Linked DNA regions of Homo sapiens: region 2 is linked to region 1. The links are chromatin loops, found by intact Hi-C in ENCODE. Cell type or tissue: PC-3. All regions are shown on one strand. Each heading gives the region's core, and the rest is flanking DNA. Links, peaks and the distances in the headings are about the cores only.

Region 1 (11,681 bases), core at 3,701-6,200:
GCTCCAGGTGCTAAGATGGGTTTCTTAGAGCCATAATATTTAACCCCCATAGCACCCCTACAAAGTACTCAATTGCCACCGGGTGGGCAAGGTGTCAGGTGTCAGAAGTGGTTGACTAGTGGGTTGGTAAGACGAATTTACTAACAACAGTATAGGTTTGAAAAAGGAACGTTTATTAGAAAGAAAGAATGCTGCAAAAGGACTTACAGCCCCTGCAGTGGATTTTTCCTTAGGGGTATTTATGGACCTTAAGGCAGGAGCTTAAGGATAATTTGGACCCTATTAGCCATGTAGAACATGATACATGATTACATTTGTAGACATTTTGGTGCCTTAATGTCAGCAAGGGTTGCAAAATGAGTTTTGATATGCATGTATTCCAGAGATGTATAGAAGTTCCAGTTACCTATAAATTTTTGGGAAATAAACCTGGAACCAGATGCTTGCTTGAGATATACGGAAGCCTAATTACCTTTAAATCCCTCAGTTAAGGGGTTTTTGTCTCCGAGTCCTACTTGATGGTCACCAGGTGATTTTTGCTCTCCTCACCACCTCGCATGGATAAAATCACAGCCTCAAAAAGACTGAGTGGTTTGCCCATAGGAGTCTAACCAATGAACAGTTGAGCTGAAATTTGGAATCTCCTAAGTCAACACTACAATCCTATCACCCATCCATTCATCCATGCAATCCACACTTTCCAACCACCTAACTGCAGAGAACATTGTTCTATGCACCACTGCCTACCCCAGAAAATGTTTATCATATTATAATAAACATTTATCTATATTATTCATTGCCCTTCATTTGTAAGGCACTTTACAAAATTTTATTTGTTTGTTTGTTTGTTTGTTTAGACAGAGTTTCACTCTGTCGCCGAGGCTGGAATGCAGTGGTGTGATCTCAGCTCACTGCAACCTCTGCCTCCTGGGTTCAAGCAATTCGCCTGCCTCAGCCCCCCAGGTAGCTGAGATTACAGGCACCCTCCACCATGCCCTCCTAATTTTTGTATATTCAGTAGAGACAGGGTTTCACCATGTTGGCCAGGCTGGTCTCGAACTCCTGACCTCAGATGATCCGCCCACCTTGGCCTCCCAAAGTGTGGGGATTATGGGCGTGAGCCACCGTGCCTGGCCTGTAAGGCACTTTAGAGTTTAAAAAGTACTTTCACCACCTTATCTCCTTGGATCTTCACTAATGCACTGGGAGGTTGGAAGTGGGGCAAAAATGTCAACCCGATTTTACCTGAGCCTAGTATTACTCCAGCAAGCACAAGACTGAGCTTCAAGCACAGGCCTGTGTGATATGGCCCTTTTTTTTTTTTTTTTGCTTTCTGAGATGGAGTCTTGCTCTGTCACCCAGGCTGGAATGCAGTGGCACAATCTCAGCTCTCTGCAACTTCTGCCTCTCGGGTTCAAGCGATTCTCCTGCCTCAGCCTCCCAAGTAGCTGGGACTACAGGCACCCACCACCACACCCAGCTAATTTTTGTATTTTTAGTAGAGACAGGGTTTCGCCATGTTGGCCAGGCTGATAACGAACTCCTGACCTCAAGTGATTCCCACCACCCCCACCCCCACCCCCTCCCACCCCATCTCTGCCTCCCAAAGTGCTGAGATTACAGGCATGAGCCACTGGGCCCAGTTGGCCCTGTCTTAAGTGTACCCAGTTGCCGCTTTTACAGAGTGAAATAGAAATGAGGGCCTCAGTCACCTGTGCTTCTTAGCAACCCTTGCCTGTCATCCACAGGGCTGGACAACCTGAACAAAATCACAGCCCAGGGGCAGTACGAGCTCCGGGTGGACCTGCGGGACCATGGGGAGACAGCCTTTGCTGTCTATGACAAGTTCAGCGTGGGAGATGCCAAGACTCGCTACAAGCTGAAGGTGGAGGGGTACAGTGGGACAGCAGGTACAGTAGTGGCTGCACGTAGAGCCTACAAAGCCATGGAGACCTTCTTGACATTTACAGTTTATTTCTCTAACTTTCATTCCTTCCTCATTAATCCAGCAATTTATTAAATCAACAAATATTTAAGTACCTACTGAGTGCCAATCCAGAAAAACTACAATTCAAAAGTGTTGGGTAGATATTTGGGTCCTGAAACATTGAGTATGTTGGGAATCAGGGCAATCAGGATTGATTTCTAATGACCATCTTTCAAAAAAAGTGTGTCTTTCTTACCCAGTTTTAGATATCAGTTGTAGACTGATTAAAAAAAAAATTCCCCAAAGGCCTTAATATTCATCCAATCCAGCACTTCTCAATTTACTCTGGGTGTATGGACCCACTGGCGATCTTGTGAATCTCCAGATGCTGACACAGGTTGTCTGGGATGGGGCTGAGATTCTGCATCTTCTCCAAGTTCCCTGGTGATGCCAATATAGCTGGTGTTGCTGGTCTGTGGACCACAGCTTGAGTAGCAAACCATCCACTCCATCACCTAGCTGCTTGAATCTCTTCCAAGACATCCCTGCCATGTGGTCATCTAGTCTCAGCCTGCATCCTCATAAATAGAAGGTCTCACCTCTCAAGTGGCCCCTGCATTCCTTGTCTGGCTCATAACCTTCATTCCAGTCTTGAAGATTTCTTGGACTTGAAGTGGTTTTGTGTGGTTTCCTGGCTCCACATAAGAGGAGAAATAAATAAGGAAACAACATGTATTAAGGCCCTACTAGGTACCATCCTCTTTTGTAGATATTCCACCTGCATTCATCTTATTTATTCCTCATAAAACCATTTTATGAAGACGTTGTTTTTATACAGAGGAGGAAAGAAGTTCAGAAGAGCTCAGTGATTTGTCCAAGGTAAAACAGCTTGTAGAAGGTGGATGCAATCCTGGCTGCAGAAAACTGCATCCGACAATGTTCTCAGTGACAAAGAAGGGTCAGGACTGAGAGTGTGGACCACCCCCATGCAACCCATGCCCACTTTGGGTGGCTTTCTGTTATGTTTGTGAGAGCAGAAGAGATAGAAGCTTGGCACGTTTCCAGCCTCCCTGAGCCCTGAAAGAAAACATCCATAAGGTGAAAAGTCTCCAGATAAAAGGTTGCCAAAGCCAGGCTGAGCCTAAGGAGGCACAAAGCTCTTTTGAGATGGCAGTTTAGTGATAATAAAGAGAGACACCCAGGGGCAAACATTGCTTTAGTTCTTGAATCCCTCAAAGAATGTTGGCATTTTATTACCTGGAAATGAATACCTCTTTGGTTGAGATGGCTTCAGGCAAGAAGAAGAATGTTACAGGGCAAGCAAATTCATTAAGCAGCAGGAATGTGGCCTCTGTTCCTCTCTCTTTGTGCTTCCATTGAGGAATGAGCCATAATATTTCCCTTTACTGAGATAACGTTTGTAAGGCTGCATTTTCTTGTGTGATTTGGCTGCACCCAGGCCTTCTGCAGGAGAGCATCCTGTTTCATTAATATCTACGTGCCGTCCTCATGCTCTGGGTAGCATCATCAGTTAAAAAGGTATCTGGGTTCCTTTGACAACTTGCTCCAAATTATGACGGTAGAATGCCTCAGAGTCTTGAAATGTTTGTGCACAGCACTTGTCTGGATTGGGAGTGAGGAGACCCACAAAGCAATGGTACTGAAATGCTTCAAAAATTCAATATATTAAATTACAAATTAGATTTCCAAATAGTAGTACATGTTAATGGGCTTCTTGTCTAAGAATCACGGAACATGGTCTGATGAATACTTTAAAAAGTAACTATGTGATACAGAGACTATTTAGGGACATCTAATGTCTGAAGGGCTTAATTATGACTAATAAATATTTGTATGTGGGAGAAAAGCATGCCATTATTAAATGCATACTTCTCACCTTACTCTCTGAGGTCTTTATAGAAAGGGAATGCAGAAAAGTCATAAAAATAACAATCATAGTAAGTATTTGTATGCCATGCCACCTGTTTAGCATACACCTTTATTGTCACAATGGCACTACTCAGTATATAGAATCAAAGTGCTGGTTCCATTGTATAGATGAGAAAACTGAGGTTCAACAAGATGCTTGACTTGTGCAAGGTCACAGCTAAAAAGTGAAAAGATGGGATTCGAAGCTAGACTCTCCAAAGCCAGCCACAGCCCTCTTCCCACCACATTATGCTGCTTCTGTCGGAAATAAGTACTGGGGTGACACTCATGTCCCATTCAGTTCCGCATTCAATGCTGACTCTGGGATCAATGTTCAAGGCCAGTCCCACACCCAGAACCTTTCAATTGTCACCTCTGGTTCTGCCCTTTACTGTCCAGGAGGGAAATTTCAGCTGAGATTTCTCAGGTCCATATTTTCTGTCTCTCCCAGGTGACTCCATGGCCTACCACAATGGCAGATCCTTCTCCACCTTTGACAAGGACACAGATTCAGCCATCACCAACTGTGCTCTGTCCTACAAAGGGGCTTTCTGGTACAGGAACTGTCACCGTGTCAACCTGATGGGGAGATATGGGGACAATAACCACAGTCAGGTGAGTGGACCGTGAGGGCCCAGAGCAGGCCAAGCTTGGGAAGCTGGAGGGGGCTAATGGAAGTACAATTTAACTCCCTATCCTAGCAGAGACTAGGAGGCAGGAACCTTACTTGTATGACAACATGTTTTTCCCAAGGCAGTGAGCAATCTCAAGGACACTGCAGGCCAGGTAAAATAGAAACAGCACAGGTTAACCCTTGACAGTCCCAAGGACAAACACTGGTCAAATGGATTCCAAAAACAGAACGCTTTACTCAGACAAAATCTCTGTCTGAACCCCAAAAGTAAAGCAGATAAAAGTGGAGGCCATTTAGGTGAAGCAGGGTTGATGACACAGAACCCCTGGCCTGGGGCATCTTTGGAATCCCAAGAACACCTTAAAATGAAGTCCACAGACTTTAAATCTCCTCCTTTTGTGAAGAAACCAAGGCCCAGAAAAAGCTGACTTTCCTGAGGTCACAGAGTGAAGTTGGCAGCAGAGCCAGCTCTCCCCACTTCCAGCCCCTGGCATTTTCCCTGCACCACACACACCTCTAGCACTTCTACAATCACAGAAACAGATTTTTTTCGATCCCTTTTAGAAATAGGCGAACGGATCAAATTCAGTAATCTCCCTTACTCTGAGCCTTGCCTACACTGGCACATTCCTGAAAAGTGTAAAGCTGTGTGGGACTAGCCACTTAATCATAACCAAACCCCTGCCCAGGTCCCTCCACAGAAGTTAGTCACCATCCCTGGGAGGAGGGCTGGATCTTCCCTTGGGGCCACACCACGCTGATCCCTGGACCACAAGGATGCTTATGAGGTCTGCTCACTGGAATCCCAAGGACTTTATAAAAATGCAAAGGGCCAAATTCCACTTTATGATAACCCCAGGGATTCTGATTCAATGATCTCAGGCAAGACACAGCATCTCATTTTTTTTTTTTTTTTGCATATTTGCATTTTTGTTGTTGTGGGGTCAGGGGGGAGGCAGTTGATAGACTCCACAAGCGATTCCTGACATGCAGCAGGTGTTGGGACCTGTTGCTTTTCAATATTAGTCACTTTGATACACATGTTTATGCCCTAATTAACTGCTAGCAAATGACACCTGCGACCTTAAGTGTAGACCTTACCTTACATAATTTCTGGCACTTTTCAAAGCACTGTTACCTTCTGTATCTCAAGGGTTTATCATTTTTACCCTGTGCAGGAATTAGGATGTGGTTTTTCATGCCTGTTTTACAGAGGAGGCAAGAGTCACAGGACATTTCTTGACAGCAGTCCTGTGTTGTTTCCATCTTATTGTGTTATTTCATCAATATTTCCATTCTGAGCATTATTTTATCATCTTTATTGCCTTGTCTCAAAAATACTCGTATAATACAAAGTTCTTCTGGGAAAAGAAAAAAAAAACCAACAAGCTACATGTTAGAAAGCAAGCCTCTCTTTCATCCTTCCATTCAATTATGGAAGAAGAAAGAGATGACATGGAAAGGAGCCACAGGAGGGGAGCCCCAGCTCCAGCTCTGCTCCTCCTGCTGTGTGGCCTCTGCAAAGTCACTCTCCCTCTCTGGCTTTAGTGCCCACCACAGTACAAGAAGGCGTGGCTTCCAACCCTGAACTATCAGAGGAAAGAACCAGGGCAAAGGCAGGCAGCATGTGCACCAAGCTGTTGGACTACCATACTCACTGTAACTGAGTAATTACAAGCGGATTTGCCCATGAAATGAATGAGCCATTCTTAAACCTCACATCCCTGTAAGACTCAGAAACTGCCCATGTCAGTGAATGCCAAACAATTAGAAGCAAATAAAGTGTCTCTATTTTTTTCCCATCTCACTAGCCATTAACTTCCCCACAGTGGGGCAAGGGGCCATGTGGGGTTTCATGGATTGACTCTACCATCTGCAGACTTCGCTGAAGAGTCAAAGTTGAAACCTGGAAGCCAAGACACAGATACAGTTTTTTCTTGTAGAAAGCTTTGGCCAAAATTTCAAGGATATTTCCCCCTACTTGAGACTAGGGAAGTAATATTTACCAAGCACCTACGACGTGCCCAGCTCTGTGATAGCTCCTTTACAAACTCATTTAATCTTCATCTCATCTTTCAAGGCTAACATTATCAGATCTTAAGAAAGAAAAAAAAATAGTAAAACCGAGGCTCAGAAGATATTGAGAACTTAAGACTATTTATCTCTCAAGTAAGAACACTGATATTTAACCCTATATGTCAAATTGTAAAACTGTGTTTTGTTGAGCTGTTCGTTCTGCTATTCCATACCAAACCCCTATCAAAATACTCCATAGGAATCTCGTGAATTACAGACACACACACACACACCATGTATGTAGCTATTCAATTCTAGAACTTCTAATAATGACCTGAACTCCTTCAGAACCTATTCCTAAGGACGGCAGATTTCATCAGCCACCATTTTGCCTCAAGAGGAAAGACCAAAGCTCCATGCAAACTCAGGCGACTCTTGACTCAGGTGAAAAACTGGGTCAGATTCAGCCAGTTCCTTTGAAAGTTTCCACAACCCAGACCAACAGAGAGATAGGCAAGAGGCAGCTGTGATATACCAAATGGTCAAATTGAAACAGAACTCATTTAGTTTGAATGACTAAATAGCAATGATCAGTGAACACCTCGCCTAACAGTAACCAACCTGGAGGCCTTCTCTCTCTCTCTCTCTCTCTCTTTTTTTTTTTTAACAGGGCGTTAACTGGTTCCACTGGAAGGGCCACGAACACTCAATCCAGTTTGCTGAGATGAAGCTGAGACCAAGCAACTTCAGAAATCTTGAAGGCAGGCGCAAACGGGCATAAATTCCAGGGACCACTGGGTGAGAGAGGAATAAGGCCCAGAGCGAGGAAAGGATTTTACCAAAGCATCAATACAACCAGCCCAACCATCGGTCCACACCTGGGCATTTGGTGAGAGTCAAAGCTGACCATGGATCCCTGGGGCCAACGGCAACAGCATGGGCCTCACCTCCTCTGTGATTTCTTTCTTTGCACCAAAGACATCAGTCTCCAACATGTTTCTGTTTTGTTGTTTGATTCAGCAAAAATCTCCCAGTGACAACATCGCAATAGTTTTTTACTTCTCTTAGGTGGCTCTGGGAATGGGAGAGGGGTAGGATGTACAGGGGTAGTTTGTTTTAGAACCAGCCGTATTTTACATGAAGCTGTATAATTAATTGTCATTATTTTTGTTAGCAAAGATTAAATGTGTCATTGGAAGCCATCCCTTTTTTTACATTTCATACAACAGAAACCAGAAAAGCAATACTGTTTCCATTTTAAGGATATGATTAATATTATTAATATAATAATGATGATGATGATGATGAAAACTAAGGATTTTTCAAGAGATCTTTCTTTCCAAAACATTTCTGGACAGTACCTGATTGTATTTTTTTTTTAAATAAAAGCACAAGTACTTTTGAGTTTGTTATTTTGCTTTGAATTGTTGAGTCTGAATTTCACCAAAGCCAATCATTTGAACAAAGCGGGGAATGTTGGGATAGGAAAGGTAAGTAGGGATAGTGGTCAAGTGGGAGGGGTGGAAAGGAGACTAAAGACTGGGAGAGAGGGAAGCACTTTTTTTAAATAAAGTTGAACACACTTGGGAAAAGCTTACAGGCCAGGCCTGTAATCCCAACACTTTGGGAGGCCAAGGTGGGAGGATAGCTTAACCCCAGGAGTTTGAGACCAGCCTGAGCAACATAGTGAGAACTTGTCTCTACAGAAAAAAAAAAAAAAAAAAATTTAATTAGGCAAGCGTGGTAGTGCGCACCTGTCGTCCCAGCTACTCAGGAGGCTGAGGTAGGAAAATCACTGGAGCCCAGGAGTTAGAGGTTACAGTGAGCTATGATCACACTACTGCACTCCAGCCTGGGCAACAGAGGGAGACCCTGTCTCTAAATAAAAAAAGAAAAGAAAAAAAAAGCTTACAACTTGAGATTCAGCATCTTGCTCAGTATTTCCAAGACTAATAGATTATGGTTTAAAAGATGCTTTTATACTCATTTTCTAATGCAACTCCTAGAAACTCTATGATATAGTTGAGGTAAGTATTGTTACCACACATGGGCTAAGATCCCCAGAGGCAGACTGCCTGAGTTCAATTCTTGGCTCCACCATTCCCAAGTTCCCTAACCTCTCTATGCCTCAGTTTCCTCTTCTGTAAAGTAGGGACACTCATACTTCTCATTTCAGAACATTTTTGTGAAGAATAAATTATGTTATCCATTTGAGGCCCTTAGAATGGTACCCGGTGTATATTAAGTGCTAGTACATGTTAGCTATCATCATTATCACTTTATATGAGATGGACTGGGGTTCATAGAAACCCAATGACTTGATTGTGGCTACTACTCAATAAATAATAGAATTTGGATTTAAACCCAGGTCTTCTGGCTCCAATGTTCCTGCTCTTTCCCGGTCCCTTAATGAAAATCTCTCCTTCTTTGGGGAAATGTGTGCTGTGGCAAGAGAGTGAAGGTTGCAGAATGGGATATGGGGGCAGTTCAACTGGATGCTTCCTCAGGCTTCTACAATCCTGAACTCTGAAAACTAGGAAGAATGTCTATTAGGAATATCGCCTTCTCCTCTACACTGCAGTCCCCAAAAAGGGAGCAAGCCCATATTCCTCCAGCCTCAGACTGAACACATCTAGTGATGGGGAACCCATTGCCTGGATGGCAGGTCTGTTAGTCCTCAGCAAATATAGTGAGTCAGAACTGCTCAACGCATAACATTTCTCTTTTTAAACAAGGGTATATGGGGGGAGAGTAATTCCCAGTTCATTCTCTTAGGGATTTTCAGAAAATTGACTTATTTAATAAAATAAGTCAAGTTTGGGCTGATAGGCCTCATTCAAATGGAATGTGATGGCTCTGGAGCAAGGATCAGAGGAATTTATGGTTCCAGCCATATCCTTTGTTGCTGAGTTTATCTTGCTTTAATAAATGCTGTCATGTTAGATACACAATGTGCTGTTCCAGATCATAAGAACGGTTGCATGCAATTCAGCCATAGCAACGCTCTCCTGGCTATATAAATCCAAACAAACGGGCTCCCTGTAGCAACCAGGCCTCGAGTTGGAGGCTTACCTCTCCACTGGCTGCTGACTTGTGAGTCTCTAAACCCAAGTCCTATCTCCTCTCCAGAACTGTAGATGTACTTAATTAAGCTTGAAGGTATTCCCCACAAGCCACACAAGAATCAAATTTGGATTGGTGAAGAAGCCACATCAAACAGGAGTCAGTAATAACCCAAATGGGGACAGGGCAGGCAACCGGGTCTGAGGCCATGGCATTCAAAGACCACAGTCTCTAGTGTGAGCTAATCATTTCTCAAACGTGTCCTTCAGCCTCTGGCTCTGTGGCTTGTTTCAGGAAACCTCTTCCATCTTGAAAGTTCTCTTAAAATTCCACTTCACCCTCAAGACCTGGGCCCTACCCCTGCCCCCATGAAACAGTCAAAATATCTCTATTGGGAAGTAATTTCCAGGGTGTTCGACCTTCCCTTTGTTCCTTCTCTCATCTGCTCCCCTTCTCCCTGCTCTGTGTACTTCAAGGCCACCCTATTTTCATTGCATCAATGACTCCCAGCTTCCAGGTGGATGTCAAAATGGGAAAAGCCAGCAGGACATTGAAGGGAAGAGACTATGAGTGGGGGTGGGTCAGGGCACTTGTTGCCCAGCTCCATCTATACAGCATCACAGTGGGCTGTCAGCATCCACATAAGAGAGCCGTAGCCACTGTCAACTGACTGTCTCCATGCAACTCTCTCTTCAGGTTTAGAAAAGTGCTCTCTCACTTGCCCCTTCTAGCCTAGGAGCAGTCATGGCACCCTAGCTGCTGCTAGACTTGGGGACCTGTGCTAGGCTCTGTGGCTCTCCTCCACCCCCTCTCCTTTAACTCTCCTCAGGGACCCCGGCAGGCTCGCCCACCCCTGGGAGCACTGAGTGCCACTGTTACAGCTGCCTGCTGGCCTTATCCATTATGATTTCTACTTCCTGCCCCTCTTCCTATAGTGATTATTGGTCATTTAATGGCTTCCCAGCATCCAAAGTCCTTTCCAGTTTTAGGAAATTTGAGAACCTTGCCTCCTACCAAGGAAGCCACAGAGGAAAATACTCTTTCCTCCTCCCCTTGATAGCCAGGGCATGGGCACGTAACTTGGGCTTTGCCAATTAGATGCCCACAGAGGGACTTCTAACCTTTAGCAATGAATGCAAAACATAGAGTGTAGGAGACTGGCTCCCCCACAGAATCTAGCACTGAGGCCATCTATCCGTGGGATCTGTGGCCCAGCACCACGCAGGGTATAGCCATATCTCTCTCTAATGGTGACAGTTGTTTCCAGCAGTGACAAAGGCAGACTGGCTGATGATTCCTGCTACCTGGCCTCCTTTGGTTCCTGATAATTTTCTGTGCCTGCTTCTTCAAACTTTCTGTCAGTTTTATGAGCTTCCTGATATCCTTCCAGAAAATTCCTTTTCTGCTTAGGTAGTCCTAGATTATTTCAGGTCCTTGAAGCCAGATACCTTGGCTAATACTTTCCTCCCTAAACCATGAGCCTGTGACATTTATTGACCCTCTTGTAGTCCCAGCACTGTGTTTGACACTTTAAATATCCAAAGTATCCTAAGCATCATAGTCACCTGTGAGACAAATCGAACTATTCCATGTCATGTAGAAAACTAGGCCTCAGAGGGGTCAGGTGGCTTCTCGCAGCCATGCCACTGGGGTCAGACCAAGATTCACAGCCAGGCTGCCTGATTCCAAAATCCAAGTTCTTTTCAGTGAAGATATCTTATTCCTTTCAACAAGCCACACTAACTGGAAAACAGAACTTCATTCTTTTCACAAATGCTTGTGGAGCACCTCCCGTGTGGATTTGTCAGTGAAAAAAAGAGGAAAATATCCCTGTGGTCATAGCGTTTATATTCTAACAAAACACAATGAATGATGAATGTAATAAATGATCAAATTAAATGGTATATTCAAGGGTAATAAGGACAAAGGGGACTAGGGTAAGGGGATAGGGTCACAGTATTCAAAGTAGGGTGGTCACACAGGGTGGGCCTGTGAGAAACCCTCAGGAGGCACAGAAGATGAGCTCAATGAATATTTGTTGCATTGAATTCGTGCTCATCTCTTTCCTTCTGAAGATGGGGAAGCAGCAGTCCAGAGGAGGCTGGGGATCAT
Region 2 (11,681 bases), core at 3,190-5,689, 160 kb before region 1:
CAAGAATCGCTTGAATCCAGGAGGCGCAGGTTGCAGTGAACTGAGATAGCTTTCCACTGCACTCTAGCCTGGGCAACAGAGCAAGACTCTGAATGAACAAAACAAAAAAAAAAGAAAAAGAAAATGAACATTAATTAGTGATCAGAAAAAAGAAAACTAAACCCACACTTAGACATTGTCTTTGTCCATTTTGTGCTGCTATAACAGAACACCCACAGCCTGAGTAATTTATAACGAATATAAACTTATTGGCCCATGGTTCTGGAAGTTTGGAAGTCCAAGATTGAAAAGTCAGCACCTAGCAAGAGCCTTCTTGCTGTATTATTCCACGATAAAGGTGGAAGGGCAAGACAGAACAAGAGATCGAACTTGTAGCCTCAAGCTCTTTAGCAATCAGCATTAATCCATTCATGAGAGTGGTGCCTTCACGACCTAAACACCTGCCATCAGCCCCACCTCCCAGTATGATTGCATTGGGGATTAAGTTTCCAACACATGCACTTTGAAGGACACAAAACATAAAACATATTTTAGACACATAGCAGAGTTCAGAAATTCTGAAGAATAAAAAAGTAGTGACTGAGATGTAGAATACAATAATGAGCACATAAAATGATAAAAATTGGTAGATAAATCACTCAACCGAAAAGACAAAAAGACTACTTTTCTAAAATTCTAACCAGCAGAAACATGATTATGGAGATAAGGAGCACTCAAGGCCAGGTGCAGTGGCTCACGCCTGTAATCCCAGCACTTTGGGAGGTTGAGGCTGGCAGATCACAAGGTCAAGTGTTCGATACCAGCCTGGCCAACATGGTGAAACCCCCGTCTCCACTAAAAATACAAAAAAAAAAAAAAATTAGCCAGTCGTGGTGGCAGGTGCCTGAAGTCCCAGCTACTTGGGAAGCTGAGGCAAAAGAACGGCTTGAACCCGGGAGGCAGAGGTTGCAGTGAGCCGAGATCATGCCACTGCACTCCAGCCTGGGCAACAGAACAAGACTTCATCTCAAAAAAAAAAAAAAAAAAAAAAAGAAGCACTCAAAAACTGGGCATTATTTGAGATATGACTGCTGTATCACAACTGACACCTGGCCTAGACTATCTTAAAAGTCCAACTGGTTGTAAGATGCATGTCATTTTCAGAAAGAGTATAGAAATATCCACTAACCTAAGACTTTATTAACAAATATAATAGATAAGTATGTATGTTAAAATCTAAGACTGTGTCCTAAAACAAATGAAACTACAATTGAGGTCTTTTAAATCATTTTAGGGAACAATGGGATATGAAAAAATTTGACAATCTCTCTAAAATCTGTAAGATGGAGAACACACACACAGCCCCCAAAGTAGAATTTCCAAATACATCAATAAAACACAATAAGTGTAATGAATCAAACATAGTTATTGAAAGTTATCGATGAGGCTGAGTTTTTAAAAATTCAGTAAAAAAAATTCCATAAGCAAAGATAAAATATTTAAAACGTCAACTGAGTATTATCTTATATTGATGATCGAATAGTCAGTCACACGTTTGATTTTCAAAATGGGCACTTCTAACACGTTAGTGCATGTGCATGTTTTTCACTGACTTTTGACTTCTTAGTCACTGACAATTTGATTACTTTAAACTAGTTTCTTGTTCCCAGGTTATAACACTGCCTAAGCATTCCAATAATTCTCTCACTTGCATAAAGAAAATGTGATTCAAATGTAATGCTTCCGCTTATTCTGAAATACATACGGATACTTTCTGTTTGAAAAAGAGCATTTACATAATCTATTCTAAAGCCATAGTAATTAAGATAATTTTAAAAATGAAACATTGGCCAGGCGCAGTGGCTCACACCTATAATCCCAGCAGTGTGGGAGGCCAAGGAGGTGGATTGCCCGAGGTCTGGAGTTCAAGACCAGCCTGGCCAACATGGCAAAACCCCATCTTTACTTAAAAAAAAAAATTAGCCGGGCGTGGTGGTATGCACTTGTAATCCCAGCCACTCAGGAGGTGGAGGCAGGGGAATCACTTGAACCCAGGAAGCAGAAGCTGCAGTGAGCTGAGATCGCACCATTGCACTCCAGCCTGAGTGACAAGAGGGAAACTCTGTCTCAAAATTTAAAAAAAAAATAAAAAGAAGCATTAAGAAGTACAGTGGGGGAGGTGGGGATGGTTAATGTGTGCAAAAATAAAATAGAAGAATGTATAAGACATTTTTTAATAACACAATAGGATAACTATAGTCAATAATAACTTAACCATATATTTTTAAATAACTTAAAGAGTATAATTGGTTTGTTTGTAATTCAAAGGATAAATCCTTGAGGAGACAGATACCTCATTCTCCATGCTGTGCTTATTTCACATTTCATGCCTATATCAAAATGTTTCAAGCACCCCATAAATATATATACCTACTATTTACCCACAAAAATTAAAAAATAAAAAATACATACAGAAACAGAATGAAGGGATAAAGAAAATGTGATATATATATATATATATATATATATATATATGCGCAATGGAATATTATTCAGCCATAAAAAGAATAAAATCCTGCCATTTGCAGCAACATGGATGGAACTGGAGGATATTATGTTAAGTAAAATAAGTAAGCCAGGCACAGAAAGACAAATATGGCATGTTCTCACTCACATATGGAAGCTAAAAAAAATTGATCTCATGGAGGTATTAGGTTGGTGCAAATGTAATTGCAGTTTTTGTCATTACTTTTAATGTTATAATTGTTGTAGTTGTTACTTTTAATGTTATCTTTAAGATATTTTTGCCTACTGTATGTTTTTGCCATTAGAAGTAATTACACTTGCACCAACCTAATAGTAAGTAGAATAGTGGTTACCAGATTGGTGGTAAAATTAGGTGAGATGATAGTGCAGAAAAAGAAAGAATGCCTTATTAATAAATGGTGCTGTGACAACTAAATATCCACATGGCAAAAGTAAAATAAAATACAGAGAAAAAAAATAGATCTTGACCCCATAAGACACCATACACAAGTATCAATTCCAGTTAGATTAAGATAAACATATTTTGTACCTGCAAAATGATAAAATTTGTAGGACAAAAGACAACATATTCAGTAACCTGCAGTAGGCAAAAACATCTTAAAGATGACATTAAAAATAACAGCTATAAAATAATAATAATATGATAAATTAGACTATATTATGTTTAAGAGCATCTGTTTACTAAAAAAATTAAAAACTGAAAACGAGATTTAGGATGAAAAATTTACAATACTTGTATCTGACAGAAGATATGTATCAAAAAAATATGTAAAAGATTTATACACATCAAGAAGAAATGATAAACCCATAGAAAATATGGAGTCCTGGTAAGTCAGCAACAATGAAAAAGGGCTCCCAGGGTGGGGGAGAATCATTTTTCTGAGAGATGGCTAATCACAGACAACTCCTTGGCACAACATCCTCTTCCCAATTATCTCGTTCCACACATAGCCCCTTCCACTATGGCCCTATAAAACTTCCCCGCAGTGCCTACATCTTTGCAGACAGCCCCTTCTCTGCTGTGCTGCCCATTGCACCTTGCAATATATCTTTGTATTTTCTTTAATAAATCTGCCTTTCTTTCCCCACAAGTGTCTTGGTACATTCTTTTACCATCCAACACACTGGCCTGAGTCAGTGACACCCACAATAGAAAAATGAAGAAAAGACTAAAAATTTCTTCAAAACACTGAGTCACAAATGATCAATAGCACAGGAAAGAATGCTCAACCTCATCAGTCATTAGGTAACTTCCAATATCAAATACCAATGCAATATCACTGCATACCTACTGAAGTACAGAATAAAACTGAAGACAGAAAATACAAAGTGTTGACAAAGACACAGAACAACCAGAACTTTCAATAAATTGTATCAATTTAACCACTTTGGAATACTTTTTGCACATATCTACTAAAATTAAACATACATATGCATATCCCATGACCCAGCAATTCCACTTATAGATGTATACAACCCCCCAAAAACGCATACACATATTCATCCAAAAATATAACAACAATATTTGTAGTAGCATTATCCATAATAACCCAAAACTGGAAACCTGGTCCACTGTCCACCAAAGGGAGAATGGATAAATTGTGGTATATTCTTACAAGGCAATACTACATAACAATGCAATAATATTGGTGAATTCCATAAACATAATGATGAGCCAAAGAAGACAGACACAAAAGAGCATCTAGTTCAATAACAGGAAGAGTGCATATGTGTTGCTATAACTCAAGGTAGAGGTTACCCCAGGTGATGGTGGAGTTATCACTGGAAGAAGCATGAGAGGGCTGTTTATATTCTGTTTCTTCATTTGTAAGCAGGCCACATAGTGTGCTTACTTCCAGAAAATTCTTTGAGCTATAGACATATCTGTGCACTTTTTTGCATGTGTGTTATTCTTCAAAGTTATTCTTTAAAAGTGCCACTGGTTCACACACTGTGCACTGAGGTTCAAATGACTGATGTTGTGGAGCGGATAAATCATCTCTCACTCAGAAAATGAAGTGCTTGGATGTTTAGCAAAATAAGAGTCTTCACTGGATAGGCTTTTGTTTGGGGGCTCTGCTGTTTAAGAACACCAAAGGGCAAGCAAATGCTAATACTTTAAGATTTTGCCTTTGTAAACGTGACTAATGTGACATGAGAAGACCAGAGAAATTGGATTTAATTATGGGTTTTTAATATACTATTTATTATACATCACATGATATATTTAGAGAACATAATTCCTTTATGTTGCTTTTATTGCCACTCGTTACAATAGGAAATTATGCCAACGTCCTTCTGAACTACAAACAGTTAAATGCAAAATCAACAATAAAAGATATAGATTTTAAAATATATATTTGGAAAAGTAAAAGTAAACTCCTAAATATCAAAAGTTCTGAGTTGCCAAAAAAACTTCTAAAGTTTATTAGAAGTGTAAACTAAAAATAAAATTCTGTAGACCCAGTGTAAACCAAAAATAAAAATCTCTAGACCCAGAACATGTAAGACAGGTCCCAGTTTATTTAGAAAGTTTATTTTGCCAAGGTTAAGGATGCAATGCACACCTGTGACACAGCCTCAGGAAGTCCTGACAACATGTGCCCAAGGTGGTTGGGGTGCAGCTTGGTTTTATACATTTTAGGGAGTCATGAGACATCAATCAAGCACATTTAAGAAATATTTGGTTTGGTTAACTCAAAGCAGGGGGCTGTTGGGGAGGGGGGTAGGTTCCAAGCTATAGGTAAATTTAAACATTTTCTGGCTGACAGTTGACAATTGGTTGAGTTTGTCTTAAGACCTGGGATTAATAGAAAGAAATGTTTGGGTTGCAATAAGAGGTTGTGGAGACCAAAATTTTATCATGCAGATGAAGCTTTTAGCTAGCAGGCTTCAGAGAGAACAGGCTGTAAAATGTTTCTTATCAGACTTGAAGTCTGTGTTGTTGTTAATGCCAGAGAGGTATTAATGAGGCATGTCTGACCCCCACTTCCTTTCATGGCCTAAACCAGTCTTTCAGGTTAAATTTTAAGAACCCTGACTAAAAAGGAAGTCCATTTAGTTGGTTGGGAGGGGCCTTAGAATTTTATTTTTGGTTTACAATTCTAAGGCCCACCCCACCTCCCCAACCATCTAAATGGACCCTTCTGGGCCAAGGACATTCTAAAGTTAGCCTGAAAAACTAGTTTCAATTCATAATGGGAAAGGGGAGCCAGACACGCCTCATTATACCCTCCTCCCTTTTGGAATTACTGATAGAGCAGACTCTTTAAGTCTGACAAGCAACATTTACAATCTATTCTCTCTGAAGGCTGCTACCTGGAGGCTTCATCTGTCTGATAAAACCTTGGTCTCCACAACCCCTTATTACCACAACACAGACTTTCCTTCCTATTGATAATAACCCTTTCAGTCAATTGCCAATCAGAATATCTTTGAATCTGCCTAGGACTTGGAAGCCTCCACTTCCGGTTGTCTGGACCTTTCTGGACCAAACCAGCGTACACCTCACATGTATTAATTGATGTCTCCTGTCACCCTAAAATGTATAAAACCAAGCTGTAGCCCATCATTTTGGGCACATGTTCTCAGGATCTCCTGAGGGCTATATCACTGGCCATTGGTCACACATATTTGGTTCAGAATAAATCTCTTCAAATATTTTACGGAGTTTGATGCTTTTTGTCAACAGGAGAAAATGTATTCCTTAAAAAACATTTATTAGTTTTTTTTTTAAAAAAAAGCAAGATTGAAAATAAGTTCAGCATTCAACTCAAGAAAGTAAAGGTAATAAAACAATAAAAATTAAAAGAATGGGAAATGTTACTGGAAAGGGATCCCGATCCAGACCCCGAAAGAGGGTTCCTGGATCTTGCTCAAGAAAGAATTCAAGGTAAGTCCATAAAGTGAAAGCAAATGTATTGAGAAAGTAAAGAAATAAAAGAATGGTTACTCCACAGGCAGAGCAGTGGCATCAGCCACTGGTTGCCCATTTTTATGGTTATTTCTTGATTATATGCTTAACAAGGGTTATTATTCATGAGTTTTCCTGGAAAGAGCTGGGGAATTCTAGGAGCTGAGGGCTCCTTCCCTTTTCAGACCTTATAGGGTAGCTTCCTGACATTGCCATGGCATTTGAAAACTGTCATGCTGCTCCTGAGAGTGCCTTCTACCATGCTAGTGCATTACAATTAGCTTACAATGAGCCATAACAACAACCAGAGGTCACTCTCACCATCTTGGTTTTGGTAATTTTGGCCGGCTTCTTTACTGCAAACTGTTTTACCAGCAAAGTCTTTATGACCAGTATCTTGTGCAGACTTCCTAACACATCCTGTGACTTTGAATGCCTAATTTACTGGGAATGCAGCTCAGCAGATCTCAGCCTTATTTTACCAGCCCCTACTCAAGATGGAGTCGTTCTGGTTCAAATGCCTCTGACAGAAACAGGTAAACAACTGATATTAATGTACAAGAAAACAAAGAAGCAAAAGAGATTATTAAACAAAAACAAAAAAAAAAAGAGATCACAAATTAAACTATAGTAACAAAGTGGGACCACAATTAGGGCTATAGTAGAGAATTTTTTAAATCATTATAAATTAAACCAACTTTCATGCTATTTTTTGTAGATTTTTCAATTTGTAGATTTCATAGCTTTTCCAAATATGCAAACTTGAAAATGTAGCATAAATAAAATACTTTATGGAAACCATAGAAACAATCAATATTGACATCAATACAAACAAAAATCCTACACAAAATTAGATATCAGATAATTTTAATTGATAAGCAGTTTTCATACCAAAAAGAAACAATACCCAGATAAATTCATACAGTCACATTTTACTAATCACCAAAGAACAAACAATCCTTTTCTTGTTCAAAATGTAAAAAGGCAGTACAAAAATAAAAAAAAGCCCAATCTCACTTATAAATGGAAAGCAAAATAATAATTTCAAATATATAGTGTACCAATAACATCAACAGTAACAATGAATGATAGCCCAAGAATGCAAATATAGTTCAGTGGCAGAAAATCTGTTAAAATTAACCACCATTTTAGAACACTAACAAAAAAGCATATCATTTATCTTATTAGGTGAAGAAGAAGCATTTGATACAATTTAACTCTCAACTATAAAGACAACTTTAGGAAAAGTAGGAATATGAAGAAATTTCCTCAAACATATAAGGAATCTTTATAAAAAGTATTCAGTAAATATCACTTTTTATCATTATTAAATACTTATTGAGCATTAAATTTGTACTAGGCACTGTTCTAAGTACACAAATATATATGCATACATACATACATATATTAATATATGTATGTGTATATATACACACATATATGTTTAATCCTCACAACATTCTTCTGATATAAATATTATTGTTGTTGTTGCTTTTGTTTATTTTCATTTCACTAATGGAAAAACACGAACACAGAGGGGTTAAGTTATCTGGCCCAAATCACACAACTTTTAACTGACAGAGCCTAAATTCAAACCTCCTTGATCTTGCATTTTTAACCAGTGTGCTATGTGGCCTCTATAATGATGGAACATTAGAAACATTCCCTTGAAAATCTGGAAAAAGCCAAAAATGCCCGCTATCACTCCTACCATTCAAAATTGTACATAAGCCCTGGCCAATGCAATAAGAAAAATAAACACAATATTTTTTAAATAGATAAAAAGAGATACAATGACATTCACTTGCAAACAATATGATTAGAAACTCTTAAAAAAATACGGATAAAATATTACAAAAGATAACAGAATTCAGCAAGTTATTAGATCAACGCAAATTTATTTTCATTCTAGAATTCAGCCATACCAATTATAAAGTGTAATGGAAATTGAAGATACTTTTACAATAGCAAGAAAAACTTCAGGCTCCTATGAATAATTCTAGCAAAAAAATAAATAAACTTTTAGAAGAAAATTTTAAGAATCTCTTTAAAGACATAGAAGAAAGCCTGAATAAACATTTATGGAACAGAAGACTTATTATTAAAGAGGTTCCTGTTCTGCCACCAAAATAATCTACATATTTGTTGCAATTTTAGTTAATTATAATAAGGTTTTCATTAAAATGGACCAGCCAGTATTTATACTCTTCATAAGAAAGAATAAAGAAATAAAGCTTTGAAGGAAGGGAATAAAGCATACAAGACCACATACAAGCGTTATTCTAACACTGTATGTAACACAATGTTATTTATATAAAGAAGAGACAAACAGATCAATACAATACAGTCAAGCACCTTGAAACAAATCCATGGAAAATTTGTCAGGCCTCTGAGCCCAAGCTAAGCCATCATATCCACTGTGACTTTCATGTACACATCCAGATGGTTGGTTCCTGCCTTAAATGATGACATTCCACCACAAAAGAAGTGAAAATGGCCTGTTCCTGCCTTAACTGATGACATTGTCTTGTGAAATTCCTTCTCCTGGCTCATCCTGGCTGGAAAGCTCCCCTACTGAGTATCTTGTGACCCCCACTCTGGCCACCAGAGAACAACCCCGCTTTGACTGTAATTTTCCTTTATTTACCCAAATCCTATAAAACGTCCCCACCCTTATCTCCCTTGGCTGACCCTCTTTTCGGACTCAGCCCAGCTGCACCCAGGTGAAATAAACAGCTTTATTGCTCACACAAAGCCTGTTTGGTGGTCTCTTCCATGGATGCAAGTGAAATTTGGTGCCATGACTCGGATCAGGGTACCTCCCTTGGGAGATCAATCCCCTGTCCTCCTGCTCTTTGCTCCATGAGAAAGGTCCACCTATGACCTCAGGTCCTCAGACCGACCAGCCCAAGAAACATCTCACCAATTTCAAATCCAGTAAGCAGCCTATTTTTACTCTCTTCTTCAACCTCCCTCACTATCCCTCAACCTCGTTCTCCTTTCAATCTTGGCGCCACACTTCAACCTCTCCCTTCTCTTAATTTCAATTCCTTTCATTTTCTGGTAGAGACAAAGGAGACATTTTATCCGTGGACCCAAAACTCCAGCGCCTGTCACAGACTGGGAAGGCAGCCTTCCCTTGGTGTTTAATCATTGCAGGGACACCTCTGATTATTCACTCATGTTTCAGAGGTGTCATACCATGCAAGGATGCCTGCCTTGGTCCTTCACCCTTAGCAGCAAGTCCTGCTTTTCTTGGGGAGGGGCAAGTACCCCAACCCCTTCTCTCCGTGTCTCTACCCCTTCTCTGCTTTTCTGAAGGAGAGGCAAGAACCCCTCAACCCCTTCTCTTTCACCCTTAGCGGCAAGTCCCGCTTTTCTAAAGGAGGGGCAAGTACCCCGACCTCTTATCTCTGTGCCCCCATCCCTTATTTCCACACCCCGACCTCTTATCTCCGTGCCCCAACCCCTTATTTCTGTGCCTTGACCCCTTTTCTGCTTTTCTGGAAGGTAAGAACTCCCAAACCCCTTCCCTCTGTGTCTCTACTCTCTCTTTTTTCTAGGCTTGCCTCCTTCACTATAGGCAAACTTCCACCCTCCATTCCTCCTCCTTCTCCCTTAGCCTGTGTTCTTAAGAACTTAAAACCTATTCAGCTCTCACCTGACCTAAAATCTAAGCGTCTTATTTTCTTCTGCAATGCTGCTTGACCCCAATACAAACTCACAGTAGTTCCAAATAGCCAGAAAACGGCACTTTCAATTTTTCCATCCTGCAAGATCTAAAGAATTCTTGTGGTAAAATAGGCAAACGGTCTGAGGTGCCTGACGTCCAGGCATTCTTTTACACATCAGTCCCTTCCTAGTCTCTGTGCCCAGTGCAACTCATCCCAAATCTTCCTTCTTTCCCTCCCGCCTGTCCCCTCTGTCCCAACCCCAAGCGTCGCTGAGTCTTTCTAATCTTCCTTTTCTACAGACCCATCTGACCTCTCCCCTCCTCCCCAGGCTGCTCCTCGCCAGGCCAAGCTAGGTCCCAATTCTTCCCCAGCCTCCAGTCCTCCACCCTGTAATCTTTTTATCACCTCCTCTCCTCACACCCGGTCCAGTTTACAGTTTAATTCCGTGAGTAGCCCTCCCCTACCTGCCCAGCAATTTCCTCTTAAAAAGGTGGCTAAAGCTAAAGGCATAGTCAAAGTTAATGCTCCTTTTTCTTTATCAGACCTCTCCCAAATCAGTGAGCATTTAGGCTGTTTCATCAAATATGAAAAACCCAGCCCAGTTCATGGCTTATTCGGCAGCAACCCTGAGACGCTTTACAGCCCTAGACCCTAAAAGGTCAAAAGGCCGTCTTATTCTCAATATACATTTTATTACCCAATCTGCTCCCGACATTAAATAAAACTCCAAAAATTAAATTCTGGCCCTCAAACCCCACAACAGGACTTAATTAACCTCACCTTCAAGGTGTACAATAATAGAGTAGAGGCAGCCAAGTAGCAACGTATTTCTAAGTTGCAATTATTTGCCTCCACGGTGAGACAAACCCCAGCCACATCTCCAGCACAACAAGAACTCCAAATACCTGAACCACAGCTGCCAGGGGTTCCTCCAGAACCTCCTCCCCCAGGAGCTTGCTACAAGTGCCGGAAATCTAGCCACTAGGCCAAGGAAGGCCCACAGCCCAAGATTCCTCCTAAGCCATGTCCCATCTGTGCAGGACCCCACTGAAAATTAGACTGTTCAACTCACCTGGCAGCCACTTCCAGAGCCCCTGGAACTGTGGCCCAAGGCTCTCTGACTGACTCCTTCCCAGATCTTCTCAGCTTAGCAGCTGAAGACTGACACTGCCTGATCGCCTCAGAAGCCTACAGGACCATCACAGATGCTCTAAGTAACTCTCACAGTAGAAGGTAAGTCCGTCCCCTTCTTAATCAATACGGAAGCTACTCACTCCACATTACCTTATTTTCAAAGGCCTGTTTCCCTTGCTTCCATAACTGTTGTGCGTATTGACAGCCAGGCTTCTAAACCTCTTAAAACTCCCCAAATCTAGTGCCAACTTAGACAATACTCTTTTAAGCACTCCTTTTTAGTTATCCCCACCTGCCCAGTTCCCTTATTAGGCCGAGACACTTTAACTAAATTATCTGCTTCCCTGACTATTCCTAGGCTACAGCCACACCTCATTGCTGCCTTTTCTCCCAGTTCAAAGCCTCCTTCACATCCTCCCCTTATATCTCCCCAC

Evidence for each region. Peaks named below come from ENCODE experiments on the same cell type or tissue, not always from the same donor. Only the 100,000 strongest peaks of a DNase experiment are listed, where the experiment ranks them.
Region 2: a loop joins it to region 1, with 2.9 times the contacts of the local background. A loop is called at or near these places in 2 of 110 quality-filtered maps.

The regions. Positions count from the first base shown.
Region 1 is chr9:115,016,763-115,028,443 of GRCh38, reverse strand. It overlaps TNC (tenascin C), which reads left to right. Exons shown (of 28, transcript NM_002160.4): 26 at 1,749-1,910; 27 at 4,308-4,471; 28 at 7,177-8,869. The coding sequence ends at 7,287. Among named protein-coding and RNA genes, the nearest start is that of TNFSF8, 92 kb to the right of the region's middle. In PC-3, for the core only: no CTCF peak of the experiment used is centred there; a DNase peak (open chromatin) is centred at 5,213.
Region 2 is chr9:115,177,473-115,189,153 of GRCh38, reverse strand. The region is part of intron 1 of DELEC1 (deleted in esophageal cancer 1); the gene reads right to left. Among named protein-coding and RNA genes, the nearest start is that of DELEC1, 41 kb to the right of the region's middle. RefSeq lists an enhancer at 6,390-6,935. In PC-3, for the core only: no CTCF peak of the experiment used is centred there; no DNase peak of the experiment used is centred there.